Linked DNA regions of Mus musculus: regions 2 and 3 are each linked to region 1. Evidence: chromatin loops called from intact Hi-C (ENCODE). Cell type or tissue: heart. All regions are shown on one strand. Links, peaks and the distances in the headings refer to the core of each region. The heading gives the core; the rest is flanking DNA.

The links. Hi-C counts contacts between places; a loop is a spot of excess contacts. Peaks named below come from ENCODE experiments on the same cell type or tissue, not always from the same donor. Only the 100,000 strongest peaks of a DNase experiment are listed, where the experiment ranks them.
Region 2: it touches region 1 in a loop (3-fold over the local background); 2 of 42 quality-filtered maps call a loop at or near these places.
Region 3: a loop joins it to region 1, with 2.7 times the contacts of the local background. A loop is called at or near these places in 2 of 42 quality-filtered maps.

The regions. Positions count from the first base shown.
Region 1 is chr7:78,919,828-78,930,314 of GRCm38, reverse strand. Isg20 (interferon-stimulated protein) reads right to left here. Exons shown (of 4, transcript NM_020583.5): 4 at 9,919-10,269. The coding sequence ends at 10,153. Among named protein-coding and RNA genes, the nearest start is that of Isg20, 11 kb to the right of the region's middle. In heart, for the core only: a CTCF peak has its summit at 5,839 (motif pointing left); a DNase peak (open chromatin) is centred at 5,824; H3K27me3 peaks cover 2,679 bases.
Region 2 is chr7:79,125,306-79,135,792 of GRCm38, reverse strand. Hapln3 (hyaluronan and proteoglycan link protein 3) reads left to right here and starts at 4,775. Exons shown (of 5, transcript NM_178255.3): 1 at 4,775-4,886. It overlaps Mfge8 (milk fat globule-EGF factor 8 protein), which reads left to right. Exons shown (of 9, transcript NM_001045489.1): 8 at 992-1,141; 9 at 1,247-2,025. The coding sequence ends at 1,384. In heart, for the core only: CTCF peaks have their summits at 2,273 (motif pointing left) and 5,744 (motif pointing left); a DNase peak (open chromatin) is centred at 4,772; H3K4me3 peaks cover 1,397 bases; H3K27ac peaks cover 3,165 bases; H3K27me3 peaks cover 604 bases.
Region 3 is chr7:79,136,161-79,146,647 of GRCm38, reverse strand. Mfge8 (milk fat globule-EGF factor 8 protein) reads left to right here. Exons shown (of 9, transcript NM_001045489.1): 2 at 904-1,026; 3 at 1,270-1,401; 4 at 3,598-3,779; 5 at 4,094-4,246; 6 at 4,859-5,003; 7 at 9,807-9,991. Among named protein-coding and RNA genes, the nearest start is that of Mfge8, 7.7 kb to the left of the region's middle. In heart, for the core only: no CTCF peak of the experiment used is centred there; a DNase peak (open chromatin) is centred at 5,597.

The sequences.
Region 1 (10,487 bases), core at 1,685-9,684:
GACAGGTCCTTGCAGCCAAGCTTGAGGTCCTATGTCCCATTACCCAGGATGCCATGTGGTAGAACCACCCCCCACGACTCTACCTCTACATACGTGTTCCCACACATATATGCCCACATAAACAAACAAATGAATGTAACGAACATCTTAATATATATTTGAGATGCACAGAAATAAGGCTTGTGCCTGAGAAATAAGATATTATTAGTGTTTAAAATGCCCTCGTGAAACTCCATAACTCTATTCAAACATCTGCCATTACAGCATGCTAGATTTTATTTTTCTATAAAGTTAATATCTGAACAGTTCTTAAAAGAAATTAAACAATATAACAAATCTTATCGTAGCGAACAGTGGCCCTTGGCCCAGCTCTCATCATCCACAGTAACAGCACAGCTATCCAATGGTGAGAATTCTCAGTGTACATAGCTCTTGCTTCTGGTGGTTACCTCTACTTTCTAAATAGCACCCACATGTTGATTATTTCCTCTGTGGAATATCCCTGATGTGAAATGTGAAGGTAATGGTGCACATGTGTACACTCTCCCCAACCTCCCAAAATAGTTACATTATTTGGGGGTAAGGGCCATTAATCAATATTCAATTTTTGTGGTATTATTGCATGTAAATACTACTATTTTTGTTCCTTGTTTTGAATTGTCTCGTTTTTTAACTGGGTTTTCAATGTGCGTATAATTAATGCAACTCCAAGCAACCAATTCTCTTCTCTTAGAATGATTCCCTCTCTGGTTAACAAGCTCCAGGCCTCCAGACAGCTCTCCTGCACTTTGTGCTGGCTTCTCTGGCCTCCACACATACAGCTTGTATCTGGAGGCAGCCCCGTCCCTTTCTCCTGGGAACATCTTTCACCTGTCTCTCACACAGCGACATTTTTCATTTTCCTTCTTCATTTGTGTGACAATAGCTTCTTTAAAAAGGAATCTGAAAAATAAGTATTTGGAAGTACAGGATTTTTTTTTTATTGGTTAGCCTGATACTCAATATAAGGCATAGGCTTGCCTTGAACTCAGAGCCATTCTCCTGCCTTAGCCTCTGAAATGCTGGGATTATAGGCATGAACCATGTCTTTGTTAGAGTTACTATTGGTGTGATAAAACACCATGACCAAAAAGCAAGTTGTGGAGGAAAAGGTTTATTTGGCTTACACTTCCATATTCATCACGGAAGGGAGTCAGAACAGAAACCTGGAGGCAGGAGCAGATAGATGCAGAGGCCATGGAGAGGTGCTGCTCCCTGGCTCACTTCCCCTGACTTGCTCAGCCTGCTTTCCTATAGAACCAGGACCACCAGCCCAGGGACAGCAGCACCCACAATGAGCTGGGCCCTCCCATAGCAATCACTAATTAAGAAATGTCTTACAGCTAGATTTTACAGAGGCATTTTCTCAGTTAAGGTTTCCTTCTTTAAGATAACTCTAGCTGTGTCAAGTTGACATAAAACCAGCAAGCACAAACCATCCCAGGTTTCTTAAAATATATGCCTTTATCCTGACTTCCTATGTTGTGGCAGGTTAGGACTGCAGGCTGGAAACACTACTTCAGGATCACAAGACATTATACTCTTCAAGTTTCTGGTCCTGAGACATCTGACACCCTTTAGATACCTAGTCCATGGGGTACACCCTGATATTCCTCTCTGAAGGCTCTCGAGTCCTTTTTTTCAATCCACAGCAATCTAACTCCCACACTGGTGTGACATAGTGTAACCTTTTTCCCCCGCCATCTTACTGAGCACTTCTCAAGCCCTGTGTCTAATCTTGGTGAACTGTCCCCAGTTCCGGGAATTTTTCTTCCTTTCTATGAATGAGAAAGTTCCTGGGAAGGACGTCATGTTACACTGAAGCTTCCTTAGAGGTAAGGAAATTCCATCTTGACCCGCTGTGGAGAGATTGAGATGCCAAGGTTGAAGGTCCAGAGCCTAATTGCAATTTAACTTGGACTGTCTAGCTCCCTTAGAAGGCATTATTGCCCACATCTGGAGGAGACCTGACATCTTTGTGAGCATTAGGTAAAAATTGGCATGTATAAACAGACCACAAGATTTCATCGTTCAGAGGCCCATGAATGTGCCTGCCTGATGTCTTCAAAGTTCTTGATGGCTTCCTTTGTTTCGTTGCTATAAAAATGTCAAGAAACTGCCAGCACATTAGAGAATGGACCTTGGTGTAACCTGCATCTGTGTTCCCAAGGCCGTGGCCATTCATATTTGGCTCTAGAATAAACTACCTCTTATCCCCTTGGAGGCAAGAAAAGAGTTGTGTTCTTGTGTTGTCTTCATTTTCTCTCAGATACTGAATTCCTGGCTGGGTCCTTTAACTTTCTCATTTGAGTGCCGTCTCTTTGTCTCTCTGTTTCTCTCTGTGTCTCAGTTAATCTTCTGTAATATTTAAATGACTTGATATCTTTTGGTACCAAATTTAAAGCTTATGCTACATCTTTAATTGTGAAGAATGTTTTTATTCCTAATATATTCTTTTTAAAACACTTATTTGGGGGAGTAAAAAAACCTCTTGATTTCTGAGTATAATGAGTTATAGTTTCATTTTTTCTCTCCTTTTCTCTTTGAGTTTCCTTCCCATATCTATCTGTTCTTTATCTATTCTTCCCTTCTGTCTGTCTGCTATGGGCCTCTCCCATCCTTTGCTGGCCACTCACATTGAAGACCGATGCAGTAGAAGAATGTTTGAGCGTCCTTCATGTTGTAGTGGCCTTGACTCTGGCCTCCCTGAGCCAGGGAACAGAACCACAGCTGGGTACTGGGCAGTGTTTTAGCTGCTTTGCCACTGCTGTGGGGCACAGGCAGAGGTTAGCCTTATCTGGGCTAACGACTTCCCCAGTCTCAGTCCATGACTGCTTGGCCCTGTCACTCAGAGCCTGAGATGGTACAGAGGATGATGCTGGGGACTGTGTGGCCCAACAGCAGAGCTTACTTCATGGTGGCTGAAAAGGAGTGAGACAGAAGAAAGGGGTCAAGATCTCAATGTCTCCTTCAAGGGCATGGACCTAGCTAGTGAGCTAACTTCCTCCATTAGACCCCATCTCCTAACGTTTCCACCCCCTCCCAGTAGCATCACAGGCTGGGGACCAAACATTCAATAAGGAGCCTTTGGGGAGAACTTAAGATTCCAAACTACAACAGGGGTCCCACTCAGCAATATGTGTAGATCATTGCCGTTGGCCTGGCTTCCTCGGAGAAATCCTTCAGTCTCACAGCAGGGACAAGAGATGGCAGACACATTCTGTGGGTATAGCATGGAGAATCAATCCTACAGTTAAGAGAGGGCTCCCTTCTCAGAATGCTTACACTTCACATTACCCCAGGACTTAGGCCCTGACAACTACAAAACTAATCTCATTTTGGGAGCTATGACATTTCGGGGCATTTCAGTAAATGGAACCACACAGTCTCTACCTGCTGGGACTGATTCTGCACTTTGACATAATTCTCTAGAGAGTAACCCACATCGTGGAGCGATAGCTACATGCTATGGACACAGTATAGCTTAGCTAAACATTCACTCATCCATGAATACCCAGGTTGCCTGCTAGAAACACTGGGTTCAGACTTTTGGTGTGAGCATGCACTTTTGTTTTCCTAAGATAAAAACTCATGTGTGAGATCACAGGAGCATTCTAACCAGATATTAAGGAGCAAGTGGCACAGGCAGTGACCGTGACTGTGACCATGACCGTCTCAGAGGACCAGCTGATGCCGTCGGGTGGCGCTCCATCCCTGCAGCAGCTAGTCTCCCACTCAGAAAACCTTGTTGCATGTTTGTTCAGAGCCTCCCTCCTGAGTGTGTCGGTGGAAGCCAGCATGTACAAGGCTGTCTCTGACCCTCATGTGAGCACTCAGAGGACGTCCCTCTCATCTGCCAGCTTCAGCTTCAGAGCCAGAGAGGAGACAGATTCTGTTCAGAGTCACCGGGCCAAGAAACAAAGCCGCCAAATCCAGACTGTGTGCGCGATGCCTGGCAGATTCTGCCCTTCGCTCTGCCGCATCCTGAGCCAGACTTACAGGGTTTCAGAGGCACGCCAGTCTGTACTGAACAATTCCAGCCATTCCATGTCCCATGCAGGAAAGATGCTAACTCCATAGAAAGAATGCTTATTTTAAATCTGCCCTCATTCAGGACTCCCACTCCACCCCAGATCTACAAGACATAGATTGGGGATCAGACAAGCAGACCTGTTCCAAGCCCCAGAGCAAAGACTGAATCTAGCTTCAGATATAGAGACTGGGGCAGCAGAAGGGGCTGGGACCTCCCGCCTGCAGTCCTGGGTTTAGACTTTGTTCCTGAGGCCTCCCTGGAGCAGAGGCCTCCAGGTTCTGCCACGAAACACATGTGGCTTGAAAGGAAAGCGCTGGGGCTGGGCCAGGGCCTTGCCTTTCCCTCCAGCTTTCTCATCCCACAGCAGGAAAAGCATATGTTCTTTCCATATAGAGGAGAAATTGTTCCGAGGGTGAGTAAGTCCCTTGTCCATGAAGCTGGCACAGCCCACAGACCACTGGGCAGGAAGCTGGGCAGCACTGGCTCCCACTCTTGGAAGCCGGACCAGGCCGAGTTGGCTGACACCCTCCAAGAGGGCGGGATGGTGCAGGGATGCTGGACTGTGGTGCCTAGGTCATTGACATTTTCAGGGCAGGGACCTGGGGGTGCTGAAGGTTCTTAGGTGGATGAGCGAGCAGGGAGTGCTTTTCCCATTCAGCTGCTGGGCTGGAGGAGCAAAGAAGCAGGGGTTTGCCAGAGGCAGGCAACCTGCAGTCTGGGTCTGAGTCAGAGGTGACTCAGGTGTGTGTTCAGCCAGGCAGGGTCATTTCTAGCTTGTTATTTCCAATACCTCCCCAAGTTTTCCTCTGTGCTTCAGGGTTAGGTGGCAGCCGGTGACTCATCCTTGATGCCAACTATCCTTCCACCAGCCCTAGATATGCAGGGGACACTTCTCCTTCCTGGCTGAGAGGGGTCCAAATTGTTACCCGATTTACCCCATTGATTAAAGAACTTAATATGTGTGGGGTCAGAGGAAGGTGGGCAAAGTGGGTTTGGTGTATGATGGGACGTTGGTCAGGGGGTCAGAGTAAAAACATTTAGAAGATTGTGAGACACAGTTTAGAAAGTCAAGGACTTGGGGCAGAAGAATGAGACAGAAAATCATCTGGAGATGAGACTTGTCACTGGGTCCTGAGCATAAGTGGTAAGGGACCATCCCTACTATATAACCTAGGGGTCCACCTGTCATCAGGCCCCTCCAGTCCCAGGATAGACAGCGCCAGGTGAATGGAGGCCAGAGCCAGCTGGCAGGCAGAGTGCAGCTTTAGATAGACCAGAGGCAGCCCTGACGCTGTTCCCATTGGCCAGTCTCGGGACATTCCCATCCGGGCCCTCAGAGCGGGTGCTGACTCGGATCCTCCTCCTTCCCCAGGCTTGTCCAGAGAGTCCCCTCAGGACAGCTGGGAATAAGGAGCTGGCCCCTTGCAAGATGCAGGCTTTCCCGTGGGTTTAGTACCCCTGGTAACAAGCTAGGCTTCAGGGCATCCAAGCATCTCAGCCTGAGGCAGGAAATTTAGTCAGAGCAGTCCTTTAAGAATCTAGGTTTGTCCTGCCATTCAAACGAATTTGAAGCCACTGAAAGAATGGCGGGCTTTGAGTTGGAGGGCTTGGAGCCATCTTGGACCTGGGCCAGCTCTCAGCCCCTTTCTGAAACTAAGACTAGCAGTCCCTGACCAGCACCCAAGCTTTTTTAAAGTTTTCCCCACCACTGGACTTCCAACCTTCAGGGCAGCCTTATTAGGCTGATGGTTCATGACTGCCACCTAGTGGTTATCGACTGCCAGATGGGGTAGATGAATCCGTCGATTTTGGAAGTTCATAGGAAACAATAGAGCAGTAAGCATGGGGGTGAGGAGCGCACCCAGAGAATATAAACTGCACTCTCCAATCCTGGGAGGAAGTCCCCAAGTTCCCTGAGCTCAGGATCACAGATGGCAGGCACTGCCACAGTCAAACACCTCAGGTTTGGGGTGAGGTGGGACCAGACGTGAATCCCTCAGACCCTAACTTTATCTGTTGAACTGTGTTTTGTGTTGTGTTGAGACAGGGTATTGTTAAGGCCTAGGTAACTTTTACCTGTCTGACCTGCCATTTGTGCTGTTACTCATGGCACAAGGAAACGTTCTGCTGTGCTGTTACTCGGAAACTTTCTCATGCTCTGCTTGTTTGCAGATTCTGTTCTGTTCTTTGGTGTTCCTGGAAACCAAATCGCAACAGAAGTCAGCTAGAACGGCTTTGTATAGTTAGCCACAATGATCTTGGACCTGAACCAACCACCAGGCAGCACTTCCTGTACCCATGTATAAACCTTTATGGCTTCTTGTCTTTATAAGCTGCCTCTGGGACGACGGACCCCAGCATAAGAGAGACATCAGCACCAATATAAGAAACTTCCAGTTAGAGTAGGAGTCAAATAAAGTTTAAATTCCCAAGGCCTCCCTGGGAACTGACATCCTACTTGGCAGAAAGAGACCTCTATGTGGGTAACTGGCATCCTGGTTGGTGAGTTAAGATATGAATGTTAGGCAAGGCAGGTCCCCTGCCACAGTTGAATACCCCAAGTGACAACAGGATACGTGTACAACAAAGTTGTGTTCCTAAGGAAATCCCCTGTCACCAAATCCTGATTGGTGGAATAACTTGGCGCAGATATTTGTGGATTTCAAGTCTTAAAAGATCTGTAGGATCCTGGCTCATGGTTGCAGCCAGCTCCTGAGTCTGGTCTGTGCCCTTGATCGATCAGTCCTGGAGTGAACGTTCAGTAAAGGATCCCTGACTGACTGAGACTGGTGTTCATGTGGTTTGTGAGCGACTCCTGGACCCCAACAGGTATGAAGTGGGCTAAGCTAACTTCAAATCTGCTGTGTAGCCAATGGTGACTTTGAACTTCTGAGCTTTCTGCCTCAGCCTCCTGTGTGCCGAGATTCCTGATATACAGTACCATGCCTGGTTTATGCGGTCCTGGGGATCAATGCCAGGGCCTTGCTCATGCCAAATTCACAAACTAGCCATATCCTCAGTACTCCTCCCACGAGCCCCTCATCTTCGAACCAAGACTACTTAGGATCCAACCTGTAGGGCCTCAGACCTCCTTCTGCATGGGTACTCCAGGCAGAAGAGGCCAGAAAGGTGACCAAGCTTCCTGGGTTGAGGCCGGCTGTCAACTGTAACTGCGTATTGCACTTGCCTGTCACTCAAGCAGTCCTTTTCAAAGCCAGGACCCTTTGGGATGGAAATGCCAAGCGTGGGTAAGGAGGTCTCTGCCCATTAGAGTCAAAGGCAGCTTACTGTTCTCACCCATGTGTTCCACTGCAGATCTACTAATCCAGGACCCGACTCCTGTAGTCGGGTCACATGGGGTGTCTGTTTTGTTTTGTTTTGTTTTCAAGCTCTATGTGTGAGCCTGGTCCTCTGCAGTGTGAAGCCATGAGGTGCTTTCTGAGGGACCCTGGGACTTGAGTACAGAGTGCTCACACTCAGTATGCAGTCGGTACTGAGCGTCCCCAGTAGCTTCCCGTTCTGCTGGTCTGGGTTGGAGCCTCTGTTAGGTAGTTAGATATTAACAGGCTTGGAAAGCTTAGGCGCTGGAGCCTGCCTCATAGTCTGCAGCCTATAAAACAAAGGACAGGGACTTCTGGGTATCGGTGGTCACATGGTTGGGACCCCCTTGGACAGCCTAACTATTTGAAATGGCTCCACGGAGTCCTGAAGTTCATGAAAAGGGGAGCCTTCTAGTAAGGAAGGAAAAACCACATTATTCCAGACACACACCACTGAGCCTCCTCCTGGAAATCAGAGCAAGCTGCTCCAAAGAGAAACACCATGGACTGGAACAGAGGCCTCAAAGGAATGCCAGGGCTTTGTTCTTGGGATTGTAGAAGTGACGCCAAGCCTGCCTGGTGTGTAAGTCCAGTCACTGGTCTCTTTGGCCATTGTCTGCCCCCACCCCCTTGATGGCACTTGCTTTGCAATAAATTCTGTCTTCTACCTGGCCCTTTGTGGTTCGTATTTGAATTCTTACCCTGGAAATCATGAGGGTTAGAGACGGGAGTCCAGGTGAAGATTCTGGCAACAACCCAAGAAATGCTGACAGTCACTGACACTTGGCATCTGCTTCCAAGAAGACATGGTGCTAGTAGTTGGGAGAGGGAGTGGAGGACAGGAAAGTTGGGTTGTTTGCTGTTGGTCACACGGCTACTAAGGGGCAACGCTGGCCTCCTGACCTAGTTCCCTCAGACTCCAGACTTTCTGCCTCTGCTTCAACACCAATCTCGCAATGAGGTGGGTGGACCCCAATGCAAGGAGCACGGGTAGCAGTGCCCCACCCTGTAAATGTAACAGGAACAGGGTGGTGGGGGCTTACGACTCCTGTTACTCAGATTCCAAAGTGGTCTCCTTGAATGGACAGGATTCAGGATGCTAAGGAAAGCCAGCGGCATAGGCTTACAGTCCCAGCTAGTAGCTAGAGTGAGGCAGAGGGACTGCAAGTTCAAGACCAACCTGGGCAATTTAGAAGTAAAAATTAAAAAAAAAAAAAGGAGGGTGAGGCGGGGGATGGGCGTAGCCAAGTGCTAGTACTTGAGACATAATGCATACAAGGCCCTGGGTTCAAGTCGAAGTACTGGGTGGGAAAAAGCAGGGAAGAAGGGAGGAAGGGACACAAGGTGGGGCAAGGCGGAGTGGTAGATTTAGGTATTTGTCATTACATGTGACCTGAGCTTGATCCTTGGGACCCATGTGGTAGAGGAGCAGAGAACTGACTCCCAAGGGAGGTGCTCTAAGCTCCATGCACGGACCATGGCATGGTATGGCAGGGAGGCAGGGGGGGGGGAGGGAGGGGGGGGGAGAGGGAAGGAGGGAGGGAGGGAGGGAGGGAGAAAAGGAAGTGGGTAAGGAGAGACAGGAGGAGGAGAAAGGGCAACCAGATAGAACGAGGAAGGGCTCCATACTGGCTAGGACGCATCATGAAGGAGGATATAAGGCTAACTGTTTTTCTAGTTCTAACTCCCCTATGGTTTTATGTTTTGGTGGTGGATGGTGCATAAAAAAAATATCACAGACGTATAAAATCTAACGTAAAGATAAGCAGCTTGGGCTGGTGAGATGGCTCAGTGGGTAAGAGCACCCGACTGCTCTTCCGAAGGTCCGGAGTTCAAATCCCAGCAACCACATGGTGGCTCACAACCATCCGTAATAAGATCTGACGCCCTCTTCTGGAGTGTCTGAAGACAGCTACAGTGTACTTACATATAATAAATAAATAAATAAATCTTAAAAAAAAAAAAAAAAAAGATAAGCAGCTTTTGTTCTAAGTGGCTACTCCAATTATACGCACATCCACTGAGGTCTTTGAATATGGTTAATTTGGGTGTGTTATTATTTTTTTGCAACTTTTTAAATAAAGTTTAAATTTAAAAAAAATTCATGGCAAAATGTGGGGGAGGGGGAGGGAGGGGGAGGGCTGGGGATGTGGCTCAATGGCAGAGCTCTTGCCTAGCATCCATGAAGCCCTAGGTTCAGTCTCCAGAAGTAGGACGACATCAGCAAACATCTCTGCACCTAGGCTGGCTGTGGTGATCCGCACCTGTCATGCCAGCACTAGGAGGCCGAGTCAGCACAGTCATGAGTTTGAGGTGGGCCTGGGCTCAAGAAGAGTCAGGAAAAGCACATCTTTCCTATTACTGCCATGCCCGGTGCCCTCTTCACAATGTATGAAATAAACCTGGGGAGGGGAGGGAAAGAGAAAAGGGAGAAAGGAAGAAATGAGGGTGGAGTGAGGGATGGGTGGAGGAAGAGGCACCTGCCCATTTCCTGGGCTAAAGACAAGAGGTCCTGGTGGTGGGCAGTTAGACAAAATCAAAGCCATTTATTACTAAAGTTTTTTTTTTTTTTTGGTTTTGCTGTTGTTGTTGTTGTTGTTGTTGTTGTTGTTTTTGCCTCAAAGCAAGAGAGTTGCTGTAATGGGGGAGTGTTCTTGGTTTTACACATTGCGGTGGTTGGTGGCAGTGGTTGTTAGAAACAGGTCTCATTCATGGAGAACTTGAGGAGTGGCAGCTTCTAACCCTGGATGAGGATGAAGTTCAGTCTGACGTCCCAGGGCAAGGCAGCCCTCGCTGGGCTCTGAGTCGCTGAGAGATTTTGTAGAGCTCCATTGTGGCCCTGGCATCTTCCACAGAGCAGTGGCCCCGCCAGTTGTTCTGCAGACACAGGGAGAGCAGGAGCTAAGGGGCTGCCTCCCCAGTCCTGGAGCTGGCCGCTCAGTCTGTCCACGTGTCCCTGAGGTCCCTGACTCGGGTTTGGGAGGGGTGTCAGCAGGTGACTAGAGCTGGACAGGGCAGAAATAACAGCGTGCGAGCGAGCAGAAGCAAGACTCTCCGGGAGCAGTGGGCAAGCGAGGCAGCTCGGAGGTAGAAAG
Region 2 (10,487 bases), core at 1,039-9,038, 210 kb before region 1:
AGTTTCAAGGATAGGGCAAGGACAAACCTGGGCTGGAGGTGCTCAGTCGGAGTTGAGTTCATCAAGAGCCACCTGCTCCAGGCAGCCTGACAGGTTTCAGAAGCAATTCTCACTCATATAGGCTGTGGTGTCTTGGCCTGTCCATCATACCCCAACATACATCTGATGCAGGAGCTGGCAGGGTCGGCCAAGGCCTGGAACTTCTGAAATGCACTTCACCGAGCTTTACCGTGCTGGAGTTCGTGGGTGTCAAAGTGCATTATTTATGTGTCTTTATTTTTTCCTTCACATTGGAGATAGAACTCTGGGTTTTGGGCATTCCAGACCAGTGCTGTGCCACTGAACTATATATTCTGTTCTTGGTATTTTGAGACAGGGTGTTGCTATGTAGCCAGGCTGGACTTCCTCTCCATTCTCAGCCTCCCGAGTTATAGGGTTTTAGGTGAGCCACCATACATGGCTTTATGCTCATTTTATGGAAGAGTGTCTTAGAGTTACTATTGCAGGGATGAAACACCATGACCAAAAAGGAGTTGGGGAGGAAAAGGCTTATTCAGCTTACACTTCCATATCACTGTTCATCATTGAAGGGAGTCAGGGCAGGAACTCAAATGGGGCAGGAGCCTGGAGGCAGGAGCTGATGCTGAGGCCCTGGAGGAATGCTGCTTATTGGCTTGCTCCACATGGCTTGCTCGGCTGCTTTCTTATAGAACTCAGGGCTACCAGCCCAGGGATGGCTCCACCCACAGTAGTCTGGGCCCTCCCCCACAAATCACCAATTGAGAAAATGCTTACAGCTGAACCTTATAGAGAGGCATTTTTTTTTCTCACTTGAGGGTCCCTCCTTTCAGATAACTCTAGCTTGTGTCAAGTTGACATAGGACTAGCCAGCACAAGGAGGAAATGCGCTAGCAGGCCATCCCCAGTGTGTCTGTCTTTACACCTTCTTGAAGAAGGCTCCAAGCTAGAACAATGTTGTTTTTTCCTGTAGGTTGACCTGGGCACTCAGAGGCAAGTGACAGGAATCATCACCCAGGGGGCCCGTGACTTTGGCCACATCCAGTATGTGGCGTCCTACAAGGTAGCCCACAGTGATGATGGTGTGCAGTGGACTGTATATGAGGAGCAAGGAAGCAGCAAGGTGGGTGTCTGTCCGGCTACAATTCCTGGGATACTGTGGGTTTCTGATGGGTGGGGGAGGTGGCCGACTGTGGAGCACTACTCCTGACACTCCAGTGGTTTCCAGGTCTTCCAGGGCAACTTGGACAACAACTCCCACAAGAAGAACATCTTCGAGAAACCCTTCATGGCTCGCTACGTGCGTGTCCTTCCAGTGTCCTGGCATAACCGCATCACCCTGCGCCTGGAGCTGCTGGGCTGTTAATGCTCAGTCCTGCCAGCCCAAACGATGAGGATGGCCAGAGGCTGAGGGGCCTCCTGGCCCTGCCTCCCAGGCCCTGCTGCCTTCTGTGGCTGACGACCTTCTTGGCCTTCCCTTCTGATTGTACTGGGGCTGGAGGCAGGAAGGGCCAGGGGATTTCAGAGTTGCCCTTCACCCTTTCCCTCACCCTGCAGCCCCCACAGGCCTCCTGCTAGCCCCCTTCTCTCAGGCATTCTGGGGGAGTTGGACAGGTCTGAGATGAATAGAGAAGAAGAGTGAAGTTGGGGTATGTGGGCTATCTGTACCAACCACCCCAAGTCCTAAACTTCCTGCCAGGGCTTGACTCAGGACTGAAGGGAGCCCCTGACTGCCCATCCCTCTCTGCACACCACACATTCCTCCATGTTCCATTCCGGGAAGGAGAGGCCCACGTCCGCTTGCTGTCCCTTGGGTCACCAGGTCCTGCCTCTTATCTCCTGAGACGCCTCTTGACCCTTGCACTGGAGCCTCAGTTGACAAGGAGACTGGCGGGTCTGGAGAGGTCGGTGGCTCTGGGTGGTTGACAGGTTGGCTGTGGGACCTCTGCTGGCTTGCTACCCAAGTTAACAAGCAGATTCCAAAATACATTCGTGTTCTCCACTGGACCCTCTGTGCCTCCTCATTGCCCTGTCCTAGCCAGACTGCCCGGTGCTGCTCCCTGCCTCGACCTCTAACCCTGTCCTCTTGAGCCCAACACTCTCATGCCAGACTGCAAATAGCTTAAGAGCAGGAGTGGGGGGTGGGGCCGCTAGGGGTGGATGCAGTTAGGAGGAGGTTTCCCTGTCCTCCGAGTCTGACTCACTATGTCCCTGTCATCTCCACTTCTATGCTGCTCTGGATCTGGCCTGCAGTGCCACCTGGTGAAGGGCCAGAGAGGGCCTGGCAGAGAGGTAGTTCCTGGGACTGTTCCCCTCCCTCTCCCTCACTAAGAAGGTGGCCGAGGCTTGGGTACTGGGTTCTCCTTTGGTAGTTTCCATTTTCTTTGTAATGGGAGTGCTGGGCTGGAGACTTTTTTTTTTTTTTTTTTTTTTTAAGAAACCCAACAAACCTGGCTTTCAGAGAAAGAGGTCTATGGTAGACTGGATATGGTGGGTGGGGGAAGGGTGCAGTGTGGAAAGGAAGGGAGGGATGAGGGGTTGTCAAATAGGATTGTGGGAAAGAGCATGCTGCTTCCTAGAGTCCACTGGTGGGAGGAAAGGGGGGGGGGCGCTCTTCCCTGCTCTGCCAGTAAGAGCTATGCTGGCCCGTGCCTCATTTTGGAGAGGGGTGGCTAGCTGGCTGGGAAGAGACTGACTGAAACAGCCACCCTGATTTTCAAGATTTATGTCTCAGCTAAGCTTCGGGAGCTACACTATGGCTATCTGGGGAGCAGAAGAGCAGCTACTTGGCGGCTAAAGGGAGAACAAGTAGGTTTGTCTGCAAGCACGTCAGGGACACTCAGCTGGGAGTGCTTCTTCCTGAGAGCTGTCTGCTGTTGCCAGGGCTTCTTGTGGGCAGGGCAGAGTAAGAGGCTCAGTGGTACTCTCCCCATAGAAGAGATATGGGAGACTGCTGGGCCCGAGGGCATCTCAGCCTGAAGCCTCGCTTCAGCATTTCACTGGAGAGTCATGTGGTTGGAACTTGGAATCTAGTCTTCCTGGGGTTTGCTGGCCTCAGTCCTCCCTCCTGGGGGCACTACCCCAGCCCCTGATCCCGGCCTTCCCTGGGGACCAGCAGGTGATGGGAGAAACATCCTTTTAGACACACTGCTTGGGATGGCTTTGCCTCCTAGGACCCACTACCCAGGAGAGGAAGTGATACCTCTCCCTACCTGGCTCACACCACACAGCCATTTCTGTGGGCCAGACTTTTTAATCTGGGCTGCTGGGCAAGTGGGTGGATGATAGTTGGGGCACACAGCCCCCCCCCCCCCCCACACACACAACTGGTATGGGAGACTAATATTGCCCAAGTTTGCTTCTTGGTTCCTTCTATGTAGCCTTGCATGTGTTGGCCACAGCCTTGGGAATGTCTCCCTTCTGGGATCCTAGCTTAGAGCCCCTCACTCTGACTTTGGTTTTTCTTTTCCTTTCCTGTCTACAGTTTAGACAGCCAGACCTGATATTCTCTCTGCTTACTGACCACCCTATCACTTGCTGTGACAACAGAGACCCTTCTGGCTGACCACAAGTCTGCTTCCAAAACCAGAGGCTGTTAGCTCTGAGACTACCTCTCCTGCCTCTGCCTGATCCTAGTTTGAATATGGCAGAGGAGCCTGGAGCCTAAATTCTCAGAGCAGACAATCTGCTTATATCTTAGTTCTGAGTGACATTGGGCTTCTGGTATCTAAAATATGGAAATAGGAAGGCCGAATCCGTGACATTGCTGGGACTAAAGGAGAGAACAGAGCAAGGATGCCAAGCCTGGCTCAGCCACAGCCACAGAGGCTTGTGGGAGTTTCCTCATTGGTACTTGTATCCTGTTTATTTCCTCATCAGCACCTCCAGGGCTCAGCTCCCTCCCTAACCTGCTGGAGAACAGCTCCCTTTGCCAGTGTGCCTGGTATTCATTTTAGAGGGAACTTAGGGTTGGCCACAGAAGTTGTGTTTTGGTTTGTTCCTAGCTGGGACACACACACACACACACACACACACACACACACACACACACACACACACACACACATGGAGGGAGGGAGTCAGGGCTCTCCCGACCCTGTAGCCTTTCTCTCAGCCCTTGCTGAAGGACCTCCTTAGATTTCTCTGTTGAAACAACTAGGCCATGTAGGTCAGGACCTGGTCTTTTTGGACAGGAAAGAAAACACCCTGTCCAAACAGAAGCATCCTGAGTAGTGGCTGCTTGAGGGACAGAGGGCTGCCTGCAAGAGGGCTCTGTTAGAGGAGTGTCCCCCCTATTCTTGCTTTACACCCCCCACCCCCAATCTCCTGGGGGTGGTCTATGTGTGTGGCTAACCATTTATCTCTGTGCTCAGGAGGTTGTCATCCCTCCGCTCTTGGGGAAGCAGGAATACATAGCATACTCCTGATCTATCTAGGGCAGTCATAGCCCACCCGCAGAGTGCTGAAGGGGCTTCCCTTTTTAGAAGCCTGGGTATTTTAATGGGACCTCCCACCTCTATAAACAATTCTCTGCCACCCCTCTTTTGACTCCTCCTCCAAGATGTGACAGCTACGACTCCTGAGTCTCCATTTGCATCTTGCCAGCCGGCAGCTCCAGGTTTCAGGTCTGGATTCCAGCCCTAACAGCAGCTACTCCCCCGGGGCCAGGCCTTTGGGACTGGAGGGAAAGGGACTGTGTACCTTTAAGGGGCTGGTCCGGCGGGAGCGCGGTGTTTGTTGGAAGCCGCTTCCTCTCAGGCCATTCAAGATCCCAAATTCTTCTGCTGCTTCGGACCTGGACAGCCTGTGGCCTCAGCGTGTCGCAGTGGCCCCAAGCGTTGGAGCCGTCGAAGAGCTTTCTGGGGACGGTACACGTGGCTGGGGGTGGCTGTGTTTCGGGGAGCTGTGCATGCAGGTTTCTCCCTTCTAGCCTAGGGGACCCTGTGGTTGCCGAGAAGGATGGGGATAGAAGACAGGGAACAGAGGGCAGAAGGAACTAGGGGCTGAGGGACTCTGCCATGTCATTAACAGCCATACGGCGGCTGACTTGCACGCGGCCCTTTTGGGAGCTACCAAGAAGTAAAACCACAGCGAAGCTTGGGGAGCCTGAGGTCTGTTGCCTTCTGCTTGTTGGTACTGTCTCAGTAGCTCCGTACCGGCTCTGTTCCAGGCATCCATCGGATGCAGCAGGAGCCACCAGAGACCTTGGGTGGGGCGGGTGTGTGTGTGTGTGTGAGGTGGGGGCGCTGGGGACAACCTGGGTTGGAGTGAGCAGAGGATGCGTGCTTTTAGTCTATTTGGAATCTTAGGGATAAAATGCACCGTGAGCACCCACTTGCCTTAGGGACAGGAGTGCACCGTGGCAAACTCTGGGTGCAAGCTGGTCACATTCAAAGAGGAGGCCTGGGAGGAAAGGCCCAGCCCTAACCCCCAGCTCACTGGGTGGTCACCAGCCACCTGCGATCCTGCTCGGACAAGGGCTTCTAGGGCTGACCCAGGGAGCACCTCTGCTCCGGAAGAAAGGGATGAGGACCCAAGGAGATCTGCTTCCCTCCAGCGACTGGCACCAGGAGGCCTGGAATGCTGGTAGAAAATGCCCCTCTCTTGCCTTCGCCAGAACCTGGCGGGTGATGGTGGCGGAACTTCAAAGGCTTGGTAAAGCCTATTTGTAACAGGGCATTGATGTCAAATGCCTTCCTGAACTAACCTAGTGGACCTGGGGGGCAATCCTGCCCTCTGCCGGTGTCTAAGGAACTAAACCAGTGTCTCAGTTGCAGCGAGAATATGGTACAGGTGGTATCTTGTCCCTTCCCTGTCAAGACTCAGTTTAATTTTGTTCTCTTTGGATGCTTCTTAGACAGTGGTGCTCTGAAACGAAAGAGGACCAGTGATCACGGCGGAGAATTTCCTCTACACTTCAGATAATAGCGGGAGATAAACAAAGTCTCCTGGTGGGTCACTTTTCCGCAACAGTGAAGAGAGGTCAAGCGTGGCTGCTTCTCTCCTGGTTGCTCGGAAAGGAGATAGATCGTCCACTGTTAAGAACAGTCACAGCTGCTGAGGTTCCAAAGAGCGTTTTCTGACTGGCAGTGTGGAGCCTTTTATGAATGAAGAGAATGAGGCTCAGATACTTGTCCAGGGGCAGACTGGTTAAGTGCACAGAGTCAGAACAGAACCCATGAATCTAGTAGTCTCCTTGGGTTTGAAGTCAGAAGGGGCTGTTGGCTGAGGCAGGGTGGAGTGGAGACACCTATTCCTACATCAGTGATAAAGGGCATTAGATATTGCTTCTGACGCCCACCCAGGCTTCTGCTCTGTGGTTAACCTTAGCATTTTGGGGCCACCCTTGTCTTCAGTCTCAGAAGCGGGGAGGCCTTACATTCCAAGAGGCCAGATGACTTACCCAGGGTTACTCAGAAGGCAGCCAGCAAACATGAATCTTCGGGTTTTACGAATTCTCCCCCGCCATGTGGCTTTGGGGCACTGTGCAATCTTCTTTTGCTAACTTCTTCTTCTTTTTTTTTTTTTTTTTTTTGTTCTGACACCTCCCTGGTGGAAGGCTACACACCTGCAGGGCTAGCCTCAGACTCTCCACTTGCATAGTGCTAATAAAGTCAGACTGGAGTAGAGTCAGAAGGGCTCGGGGGAGGCCATTCTTTGTGTTTGGTGTGGATGACACACAACTGATTGGAGGTCAGAAGTCACTCAGCGCCATCCCTGAAGACTGTAAATCAGATTCACACCATGCCTTTTCTGAAGATTCTTTGTCCGTCCTTTCTAAAAAGTCCAAGGGGATATATGACAGGGTGTCTAGCCACCACATGGGCATTGCTTCTTGAAGTCACTGGGGCTCCAGCCTTTTTGGCCTCTGAGCTCTCCCTGCAATGAACGCTCTTCTCCCAGAATCCTCAAGGCTCCCATCTTCTTGGAAGTTTTCCTGACTTACAGGCAAGGAACACCCAGAGCTCAGATTGTGCCTCAGTTGGCATAGCATTCACAGAGCCCTGGGTTTCATCCCAAGCATCCCCAAAACTGGACATGGTAGCACACACCTGAGAGCTAGGAGGACCAGAAGTTCAAGATCACCCTCAGCATCATGAAGAGTTGAAGGCTAGCCTAGTCTACATGGCACCCTATTTTGAAAGTAAATAAATAAGTAAGCACCTATCTCGTTGCTCCATCTTCCCCTGTCACTTGCAGTCCCACCTGTGCCTGTCACCCCCTTTGTGACTCCGAGGCCCAGAGGCACTCTGATTTGAATCTCTATTGCTCAGAACTCTGCCTAGCTGGTGGTGGAGGCACGGGGTAATATTTCCTGAGGAAATTAGGTCAAACCCCAGCTCTTCCCTAGGGTAGCCTTAGGCATGCATCTTAGCTCTACTGAGCCCCAGTTTTCTTGTCTGTACCATGGAGGAGATGGTTCTGACACTGGTTTTACGGTAGCCAGGAAGGTGTGCTGACAGTCAGAGAACAGGGCATAATTCACATCAGGCAAAAAGAATCCTACTCTGTCATTTCCTGGCTGTGTGGCCTTTGGGTAGTTGATTCACGTCTCTGTTTACTTGCGGAGTGAATGGAGAGTTACGATGTGGGACCTCTTAGGAGAAGGTGCTGGATGAGAAGTTCATTAAAGAACCAGGGAGGTGGCCTGGGGCCCAGGCTGGAGGTTGTGAGTGTTTTTCCAGGGTCTCTGAGGCTGGAAAAGCCAGCTTTGGGATCTCACTCTCTGTGTTATTGGAGGGAAAGCTCAATGTAGAATTCTAGGTGTTTCTGAGCTGTGGCTACCTTCTCTATGACTGAAAGAATGAAGGGATACCAGGTCACTGTAGTGGGGAATCGCACTGGGGTGTTAGCGGCTTTCCCCAGTACTTGGGTGTCTGGAGATTTCTGACTGTTGAGGTGCTCCTCAAATTACTGTTGGTCATGTGAATTCTGATAAAGGCTGGCAGAAAGCACCTAGCTTCATTCAGCATATCCATGGGTGTGCCTCAGCATCCAGACTCTGGGTTTCTGTCTAGAGCTCAGGAAGCAAACAGATGGTGAGGGTGGGGGTGGGGGTGGGGGTGGGGCTGGGGGTGGGGGAGTGTGTTTCTGAATCCTTGCTAAACTGAATTCCCAAATCAGCTTTCACCATACCAACGAAGGAATACAAGCAGGGTGAAGGGTTACGACCCATGTGACTGGCTCAAGGGAGTTTAGCACTAGAAGCCTTTGAATATAAAACCAGGGTCGGATGAAGAAATTCCAACGCAATCCTGAATTTAAAAACAAACAAACAAACAAACAAACAAACAAACAAACAAAAAATAGAGGAGGGGAATCTAACCTAGGACATCCTGCATGTCAGGCTTACCATGGACCTGAGCACATGTCTTATTTTGACAAACTTAGCTCTTTCTCCTCATCTTCTTTTTAGAGATCTATTTATTTCGGGAGTGTGAGTTTATCTCTGTGTACCACATTGGCCAGAAGGAGGTGCTGGGTTCCCTGGAGCTGGAGTTGTAAGCTACCACCTGGGTGCTAAAAACTGAGCTGGCCTCTAATGATCTTAGTGTGCTTCAGAGAGTTCCATCAAGAACAAGGAAGCCTTGCCCCATGACAGAAAGACCTGTCCTCTGTGCCCGAGTCCCGTGAGAGTTTGTGATACTGTGGGTCTTTTGCTTTGCCTGTCTAACCTTTTGACATCGGGATACTACGTGGTCATCTACAGAGTTCATGTTTGAGAACCGTGCAATCAAGTTAAAAATTAAATAAGTAAATACATTCATAATTAAAAGACACAGGCCTGGGGAGATGGCTCATCAGTAAAGAGCACTTTCTGTTCCTCCAGAGGAGCTGAGTTCAGTCCCCAGCACCCATCTTGGGTGTCTCACAACTTCCTGTAACTCCGACTATAGGGATCCAACACCATCTCTGGCCTCCACGAACACCTGCACACATACGGCACAGCAAACCCCCAAGTCTCATAATGACTTCAGTTAGTTTTATGATTTTGTGTTTGGGTTACATTCTACAATCTCCTAAGAGAGCACCATCAAGTGGGGACCAAGTATTTATACGGAGAAGCCTGTAAGGTTATGTCACACGAGTATGAAGTAAGAGGCTTTAACACAGCGAGGCTGAGCTATGCTCACAGATACTCGACGTGGTAGTTTAAGTTCAAGGGTACTTCTTCCTGGGCCATTGTAGGTATAGGATGTCTAGGCTGGAGAGAGGCTGTGGTTCCCATCTCTAAGCGGTTGACTATTGTGGTTCTAGCAGGTTAGAGAAAGAACATCAGGACATGGCCTCTCCGGAAGTTCTCACTGCAGGCCTGGATGTTGTTGTGCAGGACATCTTTTTTTCCTGAGAAAAACTGTCCACTAATACAGAGGGATGGAGATGGTCTTGAACAGGGATCTTCCAGTTCCTGTCAGCCAGGCGCTGTGTGGCTCCAGTGCATAGCACAGCTGCTAAGTCTAGACTTTAGGTTTTCTGCAAATACAACAAAGAGAAGAGTGGGCTGGATCTTCAGCTCTCTCTGCATCCATCCCTCCTTTCTAGCAGGAACTAATAGTTCTGGGACCAAGAATGTTCCCCCCCCAGAGTCTGGTCACTCTCACAGGTCAATATTTCTTTGCCTGCCCCTCTTCTTCCTCTCTCCTCCCTCCCTATCTCCCTCCCTCCCTCCCTTCCTTTTCCCTTCCTCTTTTCTCTCTCTCTGTCTGGAGCCCCTGCCTCCTCTGGTCTTGTGCACAGACATTCTCATTAGGCCACATGTTTGCAATCAGTGTGGCAATTGTGTTTTGCTTTGTCGTCACAAATGACACCGTGAGCATCCTCCCACATTCCTCTACGATAATCATACAGTTCTGTTTGCAAAGGCCTGCGGGCACTTCAGTGCGCTGCACTGAAGTCTGCCTCCTGCCTGCCTCCAGAAGGCCGGTTCTCAGATGTGAGTCTGACCCTGCCTGAAGCCTCTCATCTGCTTTATCAGGACAGAGAGCAGGGCAGCTAGCTCACCTCCTCCCAAGGCTTTGAGACAGAGTCCCTGCTGACTGACTCACTCCCTTCTTCTCCCATGTCAGCAAGCAGAATTCACTCTAGATGGCTACAACAAGGAGATTTTAATCAAGGGATCACTTTTAAGAGAACAGCTTTAGGAATAATAGAGAAGTTGGTGGCCGTCTAGAGACAGACAATGAAGGATGCGATAGCTGGGGTGGGAGGGGGCGGGGTCTTCTTTCTTCCACATCTCAACACTGTCTCCCACTCACTGAATCCAACTGGAAGTCAGAAGGCTGGGGGTTGGGCAGGGCAAGTGACCCATGGGAACAGATACATGGTGACAGTGGATCTGGGATGCATGGGAACAAACGGAGAGCATCCCTTATGCCTGTCCCTGGCCACTGTAGCTTGTAGTGTCTATGCCCTATTAAGAAAACCAGTCTGTCCGTTCCGCCTCAGGAACTGCCCAGCTTCAATGTTCC
Region 3 (10,487 bases), core at 1,343-9,342, 220 kb before region 1:
CACACACATGCTCGTGCGCGCGGTGGTGGGGCGTGTCTGAGACTTGTCAGCCATTGCCTGGGAAGGCTAAAAAGTTATTGACAGACTGCAGCATACAAAGTCTAAACTTGTCATCCTTAAGGCCCCTCTCATTCTGGCCTGAGTTCAGTCACACCTGAACCATTCCCGAACGTGCCATGTCCTCAGTGTGTCTGCTTCTCTCTAGAATATTATTTTCTAGTCCCTTGTCATCAGCTTTAAATAAAATGTATTTGCTTTATTGTCTATATATGTGTGTGAGGGTTTTCTGCCAGAGCAATAAGTGCTCTTAATCGCTGAGCCATCTCTCTAGCCGATTTTAAGATTTGTTTTATCTATTTTTTATTTTTATTTTTAAAGATAGATTTATTTGTTTGTTTGTTTGTTTGTTTATTTATTTTTTAATGTATGTGATAGTACACTGTCACTCTCCTTAGACATACCAGAAGAGGGCATTGGATCCCTTTACAGGTGGTTGTGAGCCACCATGTGGTTGCTGGGAATTGAACTCAGGACCTCTGGAACTGCTCTGGAAGAGCAGTTAGTGCACCTAACCACTGAGCCATCTCTCCAGCCCTGTGTTTGTTTGCGTTTTGTTTTGTTTTTACAAATTATGTATACATATCTCTGTGTGGGCAAGTGCATCTGAGTACAGGTGCCTAGGACTCTGCAATGCTTGACACGTGCTACCATTGAGCTATATCCCTAGTCTCGATGGTTTCTTGAGGATAGAATAACAGCTAACTTCTGTCTCAGGGGCCCAGCATGTGCACATGGTAGTGGGACTCTTTCTTTTCTTTTCTTTTCTTTTTTTTTTTTTTTTTTTTTTTGGTAGCGGGACTCTTAAGTGCTTACCAAATGATCATGTTTGGTCTGTGGTTGCAGGTGACTTCTGTGACTCCAGCCTGTGCCTGAACGGTGGCACCTGCTTGACGGGCCAAGACAATGACATCTACTGCCTCTGCCCTGAAGGCTTCACAGGCCTTGTGTGCAATGAGACTGAGAGAGGTACCTGCTCCCCATGGCCTGCCTCCCCTGTCTCTTCCAAGTGGGTAGCCCTTGTTCCAATGATTTCAGTATGTGGGCAAACTGATCCTTTCAGAGACCCTCTTGGGTCCAGGATGGTGGTGGCGGGGAAGAAAAGAGACTCATTTGGATGGATCGCTGGAGGCTGGGTCACGTGCTGCCCTTTGCTGTGTTCCCAGCCCTTTTTAGACCACCTCTTCATCTGATGTGTCTCCTCGCTTTCAGGACCATGCTCCCCAAACCCTTGCTACAATGATGCCAAATGTCTGGTGACTTTGGACACACAGCGTGGGGACATCTTCACCGAATACATCTGCCAGTGCCCTGTGGGCTACTCGGGCATCCACTGTGAAACCGGTAAGCACTGGGGGGCCTGTTGCTGGGCACAGGCACTTGCAGGGAGGCTGCCTCTGTGGAGACCGAGGAATGGGCAGAGTTCAGAGAGCGTGTCATTGTCCCGTACCAGGCTTCACACCTAGCTTTTTCTCTTGGGACTTCAGGCCAGGCCTGGTGTTGTGGGGAATGAGAGTGTGGGGACCGAGGTCATGGGAATGCCATGTCCTGGAGATATACAATGTCAGAGTTAAGTCTTGGGACTCTGTTCACCCCCAAGAAGAAACAGGTATGCTGTTTAACTTGGAGCCAAGACCAGCTCACAGGGGTCAGGGAGGAGGGGGAGGGAGGCTGTGTTGTCCTGTGCTATAGGAAGGCTAGAAGCCTGGTATATAGGGAGGAGCTGACCTGTCTGACCTGTTTGGCTATCTCCTGGGCTCCAGAGGGCCCTGGGTGAGCACCAGCTAACATTGCTGGTGATAGTTCAACATGCTGCCCCCAACTCTGCCCTAAGCAGCATAGCAGGGCTTTTCTTGCCCTGTGTCACATGGGAAGGGCTGTGTTCAGATAAGGGAGGGAGGAAGGTGTGTGTGTGTGTGTGTGTGTGTGTGTGTGTGTGTGAGTGAGGGGTCCAGTTTTCAGCTCTCTAGGTCAGGAAGTGGACATCCTGGGGACTATAGAAGAAGGAGCCAGCTGGGTCGACTACATGTGGGCTGGGCCCCAGGATGGGAGAATATAGGCAGAGTCCCTGGGATGGCCCTGACTTAAGGAGACAGAGCAAAGGCCTGGTCTTTGAAGGCTGGACCAAAGCCAGATGAGCTTAAGATCTGTAGGGGGAGGATAGGGGAGCTCCTGATTGCTAAGGCAGGTGGAAGGCTGGGTGGAGCCAGGCAAGCCTGCTAATTACCGAGTGGAGCCGGGCTAACCATGGTGTATCTGGGTGTGAATTAGCTACGCAGCCTTCTCTGGGCTGCCAGGTCTAGAGTTGGCTCTAGGCTGGATTGTGGCACCTGGAACAGAGGGTAGGTGGTGCCCACACAGGCTGCAGGAGTGAGGGGGGCAGAGGGACTGCACTCTTCTTGTTACACTGTTTCTGGTGCCAATGCCAAGGCTGCACCTTTGGGTCCCTTGGGGTGTGAAGATGGTAGGTATGAGGCATCAGCTGGCTGACCTGGCCCAGATCTTGGACGTCCAGCTCCAGTTGACATCTTACCATCTCTGTAAGATTGGTAGCAGCTGCTCGGGACGAGCCTTCACTACTAGAGTCCTGTAGGTTATTCCTGGTAGCAGAAGCCTGGGTACCCGCTGTAGGTTTTCAGAGGGATGGAAAGGTCCTCTTGCCAACAGGCTTGATGGATATCCTGAGTTTCTGGTATCACGTTACTGGTTACACAAAGGTGATGGGGCTGTGGCTGGGGACGTGCTAACATACGTATGGGTGGGTGGGTAAGGACTTGGTGGTCAAAGGTGCAAAGGATCCAGAAGAGAGCAGAGTGCTCCTTACACTCTCCTCAGAAAGCTGCTGAGGGGGATTCTACAAAGTACCATGGAGAGGCAGGTGCGATGCCAAAAGCCTCTAATTGGGGCCAAGGCAGGAGAACTCACAGGTCCAAGGCTAGCATGGGCAACTGGGAGTGTCCCTGTCTCAAAGCAGTAAGGACTGGGGATGTAGCTCAATGGTAGAAGCCTCACCTAGCTTGTTCAAGTTTAGTCCCCAGTACTACACACGCGCTAAGAAGATGACGAAAAGCCTGCTTTGTGTGGAGTTACCTTCGCTGTTCCGTACTGTCCAAGGCCACTCTGCTCCCAAAGCCACTCCTCCTGGGCGAGCCAGGGCTAGGGATGTGGAAGAAGAGGTCATCCTGCTTTTCTCTCCTACCAGAGACCAACTACTACAACCTGGATGGAGAATACATGTTCACCACAGCCGTCCCCAATACTGCCGTCCCCACCCCGGCCCCCACCCCCGATCTTTCCAACAACCTAGCCTCCCGTGAGTTAACTCTGCTGGCTCCTTGTCTCCCGTGTCTCCCGTGATGTCTTCTCTTCCATCTGCTGTCGGTGTCCCTTGGTGTTATCTGCTCTGAGTGAGGGTCTGAGGTTCTCTCTGTCTCTAGGTCCTCATCAGAGGCCACGTTGTTTTTTCTCCTCTTGTCCCGTGGACATAACCGGGCCGTGGAACTTTGGATTAGGCTCCCGATGGTCACTGTCTCCCTGCAGGTTGTTCTACACAGCTGGGCATGGAAGGGGGCGCCATTGCTGATTCACAGATTTCCGCCTCGTCTGTGTATATGGGTTTCATGGGCTTGCAGCGCTGGGGCCCGGAGCTGGCTCGTCTGTACCGCACAGGGATCGTCAATGCCTGGACAGCCAGCAACTATGATAGCAAGCCCTGGATCCAGGTAGGAAAGAACATAGGGTAGGGTGATAGGGAACACAAAGAGAGGTGACCACGAGTGATGTGTCTATATATGGAGGGCAGCCTTGGGCCTGGAGCCAGTGGGCAAATTATGAGAGGAGATGGCCTTTGATAAAGGGGCTTTGGCACCCATAGGCCTCTTGGGGTCTTGGAACTTGGGCTTTTCAGAGCGTAGGCTCCAGAACCTCGGGAGAAAAACCAGCCCCTTGGAGAAAGAACCCAGTGAGCTAGCCCGTTGGGTTTGGTTGGGAGGAACTTGATGATGAGGAGACCCATCTTTCTTGCCTCGGGGTCCAGGTGAACCTTCTGCGGAAGATGCGGGTATCAGGTGTGATGACGCAGGGTGCCAGCCGTGCCGGGAGGGCGGAGTACCTGAAGACCTTCAAGGTGGCTTACAGCCTCGACGGACGCAAGTTTGAGTTCATCCAGGATGAAAGCGGTGGAGACAAGGTGGGTCTAAGGAGAGGAGTCTAAAGTCAGGACCCCTAAAAGTCTAGCACTGATTGAGAAGCAAGAGAAGCCTGAGTGGTAGGGTTGGGGTGAATCTCCCAGTGTCCCTTGGTATGTAGACATGGATAGACCTTGATCATGTTGATGTTCTGTGGTTGCAGGATGCAGTCTCACCCGATAGAGGCTCAGAGTAGTAGTGCCCTGCCCTGGAAGCGGTGGTGGTTGTGGTAGATTTGGGCTCCATTCTGAACATTTCAGGGCTACAGTGTACAGTTGTGAAGGTGTAATTAACAAAGTGGGCACCGTTTACAGCACAGATACCACACAGTTCTGTACTGCTGTTTTCATAAAGTCTTTGGAGGATGTACACAGAGAGAGGCCCTCTAGAGAGCCCCACGTGAGCTGGAGTTTATGCCCAGGCCCTGCGATGACCAAGAAGAAGGTGACAGGGACACTGTTCTGATGGTGGTGGTGGACAGTCAAAGCCAGGGCTGCAGGCTCAGTCTATGTGGGCTCGGTGGAGGCTGTTCTTCCACCCACTGATGGCCTCTCAGGCACGAAGGGGAAGAGGCAAACGCGCTTCCTCCTCCAGCCCTCCCCCTTCTCTTCTAGGAGTTTTTGGGTAACCTGGACAACAACAGCCTGAAGGTTAACATGTTCAACCCGACTCTGGAGGCACAGTACATAAAGCTGTACCCTGTTTCGTGCCACCGCGGCTGCACCCTCCGCTTCGAGCTCCTGGGCTGTGAGTTGCACGGTGAGTCCGAGATGAAGCTTCCTCTGATGTTGTGAGCTGCTCAGGGGCTACCGTGGAGACTGACCCCTTGCGTCCCGCCTGGGAGTTCCAGTTATGTGCTGTCTGCCATGCCAGTCCATTGCTCTGGGCATTTTGGATGGTCATTTCACATCTCAGTATTTCTGCTTATTTTGGTTCCTGGTGCTTCTAGAATAGGCAGTGAATTCTACCACTGCAGGGGGATTGTCTGTTTTCTTTGTTGCTGTGTTCCCAGGGCCTCAAACACGTGGGTGCTTAGTAAATCTTTGATGAGGGATGAATGAATGAATGGATGGAAGGACACCTGGCTGCATTATTCATCCGAGATACCCAGCCGGGAGGTGCAAGCATAGAGCTTTCCCTGCGTCTGCCACCTGCGTTGTGTCAGCATGCAGGTGCTTCTAGGACTATCGAGCTTGGAGTTTGGTGCTTCTACAGACAGGGGGACTAGAAAGGGACAGATTTGCTGCTGAACCAGGGAGATTACTCTCTGAAGTGGACCTTCTGACCAATCCTGCCATCTAGTTAAAGCCCCACTGTCTCTTTTGAGGCTGGTTTCTCTTTGCAGCCATGGCGCCACCTGCTGGCCACATGGGGTAACTACAGGGCTGGCTCTGCTGGACTGGAGAGCTCGCCCCAGACCCGCTGGAAGCCAGAATACTTGGAATAGTCGGTTGTGCCTTCTTTCCCTTCAATGGCACTGTTTCCTGTTTCTGCATTTTAGATACCACCTAGAGCTGAGTTTTGGGTCTCACTGTTTTTTTCCCCCCTTAAGTGCTAGCGACTCAGGGGTTTGTGAATACTAGCCATAGGTGCCACTACTGAGCCACACCCAAGCCCCGGTCTATTTTGTTTTGTTTTGGTTTTGAGATAGGATCGCTCTACATAGCCCTGGCTGTCCTGAGATTCACTGTGTAGACTAGGCTGTCCTTGTGCCTTTGTCTCCCGAGTGCTGGGATTAAAGGCATATGTCATCAAGCCTACTCCCTTCCCTTTTAAAAGTATAGAGTTAAGCCAGTAAGAAGTCAAACTTGGCCCTTGTGCTCAAGAAGCCAATTGAAACAACTAAATTAATGGTCAAACGTGGGAATATGGACATATAAGGGAAGATGGACACAGATCCAGTAGTCTCTTCAAGTCCATCTTTGGGGTCCTGAACTGTGTTGAAAGTTTAAGTAGAGGGCCAGGGACACGCATGTCTAAGCAGTCCTGAGTTGTTGTCCCGCCCACTGCTGACTCATCATTGCCTGGGCTTCTGTCTCATCCTGGTCTGGCAAGTTGTTAGAATGTATAAAACCTTCAGGGAGGCAGGTTCCCCCTTCTCCAGGCACGGGATTCCTGGGTATATTTGCATCTGTTGGCAGCCATTGTTTCAGTAGTCTGATAATCAGAGAGAGAGACACACAAGTATCTTTTAGAATATTGATTTTTGCCAGGAAGGTTATCCTGCTCCCAGGGCCATTGCCTTTTGCTTCATGTGACTCCTTATCTGGCAAAGGACAGAACTCAGTCTGGTTTGGCCACTGCTCCCTGGGGTCACCCAGCCTTCACTGCTGGCTTGAGGCCTCTGGTTCTCTTAAGTTGCCAGGATAGTGTAGTCCTGAGTGATTTAAATCTTGGGGTGGGGCAATCTGAGAGTCATAACAGAGAATGAAGAGCTGTGCCCTCTGCCTCCTTCCCACCTTTCTCTGTAATCCAGGCTGTTAGCTGGAGAGTGATGATGCAAATGTGTGTGTGTGTGTGTCTGTGTGTGTGTGTCTGTGTGTCTGTGCACTGTACATGTGAGTGGGTGAGGCCCAGGTGTCCTGGGAGTTCACAAGGCTTCCCAGACCAGGGTTGTTATTTTTAGCAGACAGTGTCTTGGGTAAATTAACTGTTTAATTTAGACAGTTACTAAGTTTCCCCTAAATACTTAGATCCCAGGAAAGAACAAGTGAGACCTTTGACCTCATGAAACTTTTACTTTTGTTCTCTCTAGGGAGTCAGAGGTGAGATTAGCAAATGAAAGGAAAGGAAGGGGGCGGGCAAGATGGCTGAGTAGTTCAAAGCACCTGCTGCTGTACCAGAGGACTTGGGTTGGTTTTTAGCGCCCACATCAGGTGGCTCACAACCACGAGGAAGGACAGTTCGGGTGGTCCCAGTGCTCTCTTCTGGCCTCCATGTACTGCACACATGCAGTGCTTCTACAGCAACCCAGGCTAACACACAGATAAATAGATACGGTGCCTAAACTCTCAGGCGCATATTATAAAGAAGAGAAAAGAAGAAAGGCCAGCTAGCAGCCAGAAGTCTGAAGGAGGAAGTGATGGGGTCGCGGGGAGCAGTGTGTGTGTGTGTGTGTGTGTGTGTGTGTGTGTGTGTGTGTAGGATTCTTCAGCTGAAGAGCCAGTCCCAGGAAGATCTTAGAAAGAGTATGCTAGGTAGAGACTTGCAAGGACAAAGGTCCTGGGGCTTGTTGAAGGATAAGAATGTCTCTGGGGCTGCATCCTAGAGTGTGCAGGGAGGCTTGGAGAGTGGTGAGCTCCATGGACCAACTCTCTCAGCATCTTCCAGCTCTACTCTGGAGCTGCTGGGGCAGAATTTTTAATTTAGTTTAATTTCCAGTTCTGGTGGGTTTTAAAAAAATATGTATGTATGTATGTATGTATGTATGTATGTATGTATGTATGTGTATGAGTGCTCTGTCTGCATGCACCCCTACAAGATAGAAGAGGACAGCAGATCCCATTACAGATGGTTGTGAGCCGCCGTGTGGTTGCTGGAAATTGAACTCAGGACTTCTGGAAGAGCAGCTAGTGCTCTTAACCGCTGAGCCCCCCAGTTCTAGTGATTTTACCCAGGGCAGGTACTCTGTCACTGAGCTAAATCTCCAGAGTGTGTCTCTTTAATTTTTAAGAGATAGGGTTTTGCTATACAGTCCAAATCACCAAAGACACTGTCTGCTAAAAATAACAACCCTGTCTGGGGGCATTTATGGCCTCCAGGACACCAGGGCCTCACCCCAGGTTGGCCTGATCGTGCAATTCTTCCGCCTCAACCTGCTAGGATCACAGGAAGGTACACCATGCCTGGCCAGCTTGTTTATAAGCTCTGCCATGTCTGTGGAGAGCTACAGAGGGTCTCACTTCACAGAGGAGGGAGGAGTTGGCCCCCAGAGAGGCAAGGACTTGTGCATGCATATCCTGAGGTCATGGTCTCTAGTTTGCCTTCTCTGGGAGGCTCATGACAGGGGACAGGGATGGTTGTAAAGGGTCCCACTCCTAGGAGATGAGGATAATGAGTAATGTCTGCAAAGTAGTCCCAGGGTAGTGGCTGCCTCAGCATGTCCCTGTCCTGGGCCCAAAGGATGAACGAGCTCACAGCCCAGGAACCTCTTTGGAAGCAGAATGATGTCTAGCCTTTTGTATTGGATAGCTCAGCCGCACCTTCAGCGAGTTTGGGAGGCAGGCATTTGGGGGACACACTTCCCAGGTGAAAATGTGACTCTTCATCCCCTCTGCCCCACCCACTCTTCTGCTTTTCTGGGGATGGGGGTGGGGATGCGGTAGGGTATGAGAGACTCGAATTATCCGCCCAGGAGTTTTCCTTTCTACCTAGCATTACCTGTTCATCCAGGAGCCCTATGAGTGCAAACTTGTCGGCCATTCCTGAGAGTGAGCCTGGAGGCAGAGGGCAGGGACAAAGGCTATTCTCAGGGTGTACAGCCCGGCATGCCAGAAATGTTGGGGTGAGCCAAGGCCCTCTTAAGGAATGCTCTCGGGAAGGGCACAGAAGCAACCCCCAAACTCCAGGAATCCCTGGGCTTCAGTAGCCTGTAACCCCTGGAGGGTAGGGATGCTTGCTATACATTGCTGGATGGCCAGGGCTTTACAGGTCCCAGCATGGGGGATGATGTCATATCGGTGTGTCGGTCAGGATCAGGTCTATTGAGATGTGGATACAACCTCTCTGTGGTTGTGGGCAACATCTCTCTGCCTCCGTTTTCTCATGTATAGGATGGGGTTGCTGAAAGCTACTTATTTGTTCAGTGTGTTCTGTGACTAAAGTAAGTCTATGATACCAGGAAACACCCAGTTGTGTGAGGTGACCTGAGGGAAGGGAGGGAGTGCTAGGAGTAGTCTGGCCATGTGGGTCAGGGGGTCTTGGTGGTCCTCTAGGTGCAAGTTGGGATGGGGTGGGGTTGGAGCTGAGTCCAGCTGACTGTAGTGAAGAGACAATGGAGAGCAAGCAAGGCTAAGAGAGCACTTGGTCTTGGAAGGCAGATAGGAAGTCCAAGAGGATGCTAAGTTGGGCATCATGGCCTACATCCAGATGTTAGGAAGCTGAGGCTGGAGGATCTTCTAATAGGTTTTTTTTCCCCCTGAGACTGGGTTCTCTGTGTAGCCCTGGATGTTCCTGAAAACTGGAGGATCTCTTGAGCCCAGGAGTTCAAAGGCTAGTTTTGGTGACACAGCTAGATCCAGCTCAAAAAACAAAAGCTGAGTTGTCACTCGGTTGGTAAGAGTGACAGAAGCCGTGGGTTCGGCATTCAGCGCCACATAACCTAGGTGTGGGGGTGCATGGTTGTAATTCCTTCACTCCGGCAGTGGAGGCAAGGACCAGATGTCCAAGGTCATCCTTGATGGCATAGTGAGTTTAAGTCAGCCTGGGCAACATAAAATACTACCTCAAAAATCAAACCGAACCAAACCCTAAACCAAAATAAAAGCCGTTTAGGAACCACAGCCGTTTCTCCTTTATCGTCTTGTACCTACACATACTGGTGACAGCCCCTTTTGCCCACAGGATGTTCTGAGCCCCTGGGCCTGAAGAATAACACAATTCCTGACAGCCAGATGTCAGCCTCCAGCAGCTACAAGACATGGAACCTGCGTGCTTTTGGCTGGTACCCCCACTTGGGAAGGCTGGATAATCAGGGCAAGATCAATGCCTGGACGGCTCAGAGCAACAGTGCCAAGGAATGGCTGCAGGTGAGAGCGGTGGGATCTGTGAGCCTGCCCAGCCCTGTCTGCTCTCCAAGGGATCTCCTGAAAAGCCTTGGTTTTCTTTGTTTCTTTTTCTTTTAACCAGGCCACCCCTTTTCTCTTGATCCTGCTTTGGTATGCTTACACACACACACACACATACACACACACACACACACACACACTCACACACGTACATGAACATGAACATGAACATGCACACACACATACACACACACACACATGCACATACACATACACACATACTCACAGGCACATACACATATACATCTACACAATACACATACACACCCACTCACACACACATACACACACTTACAGACACAAACACACATACAACTACATACACATACATACACACACACACTCACACATATACATACATATGTACATACACACACACTCACACATACACCTACACTTACTTACACACACATGCACACATACATACTCACACGTACACACACTCACAGACACACAT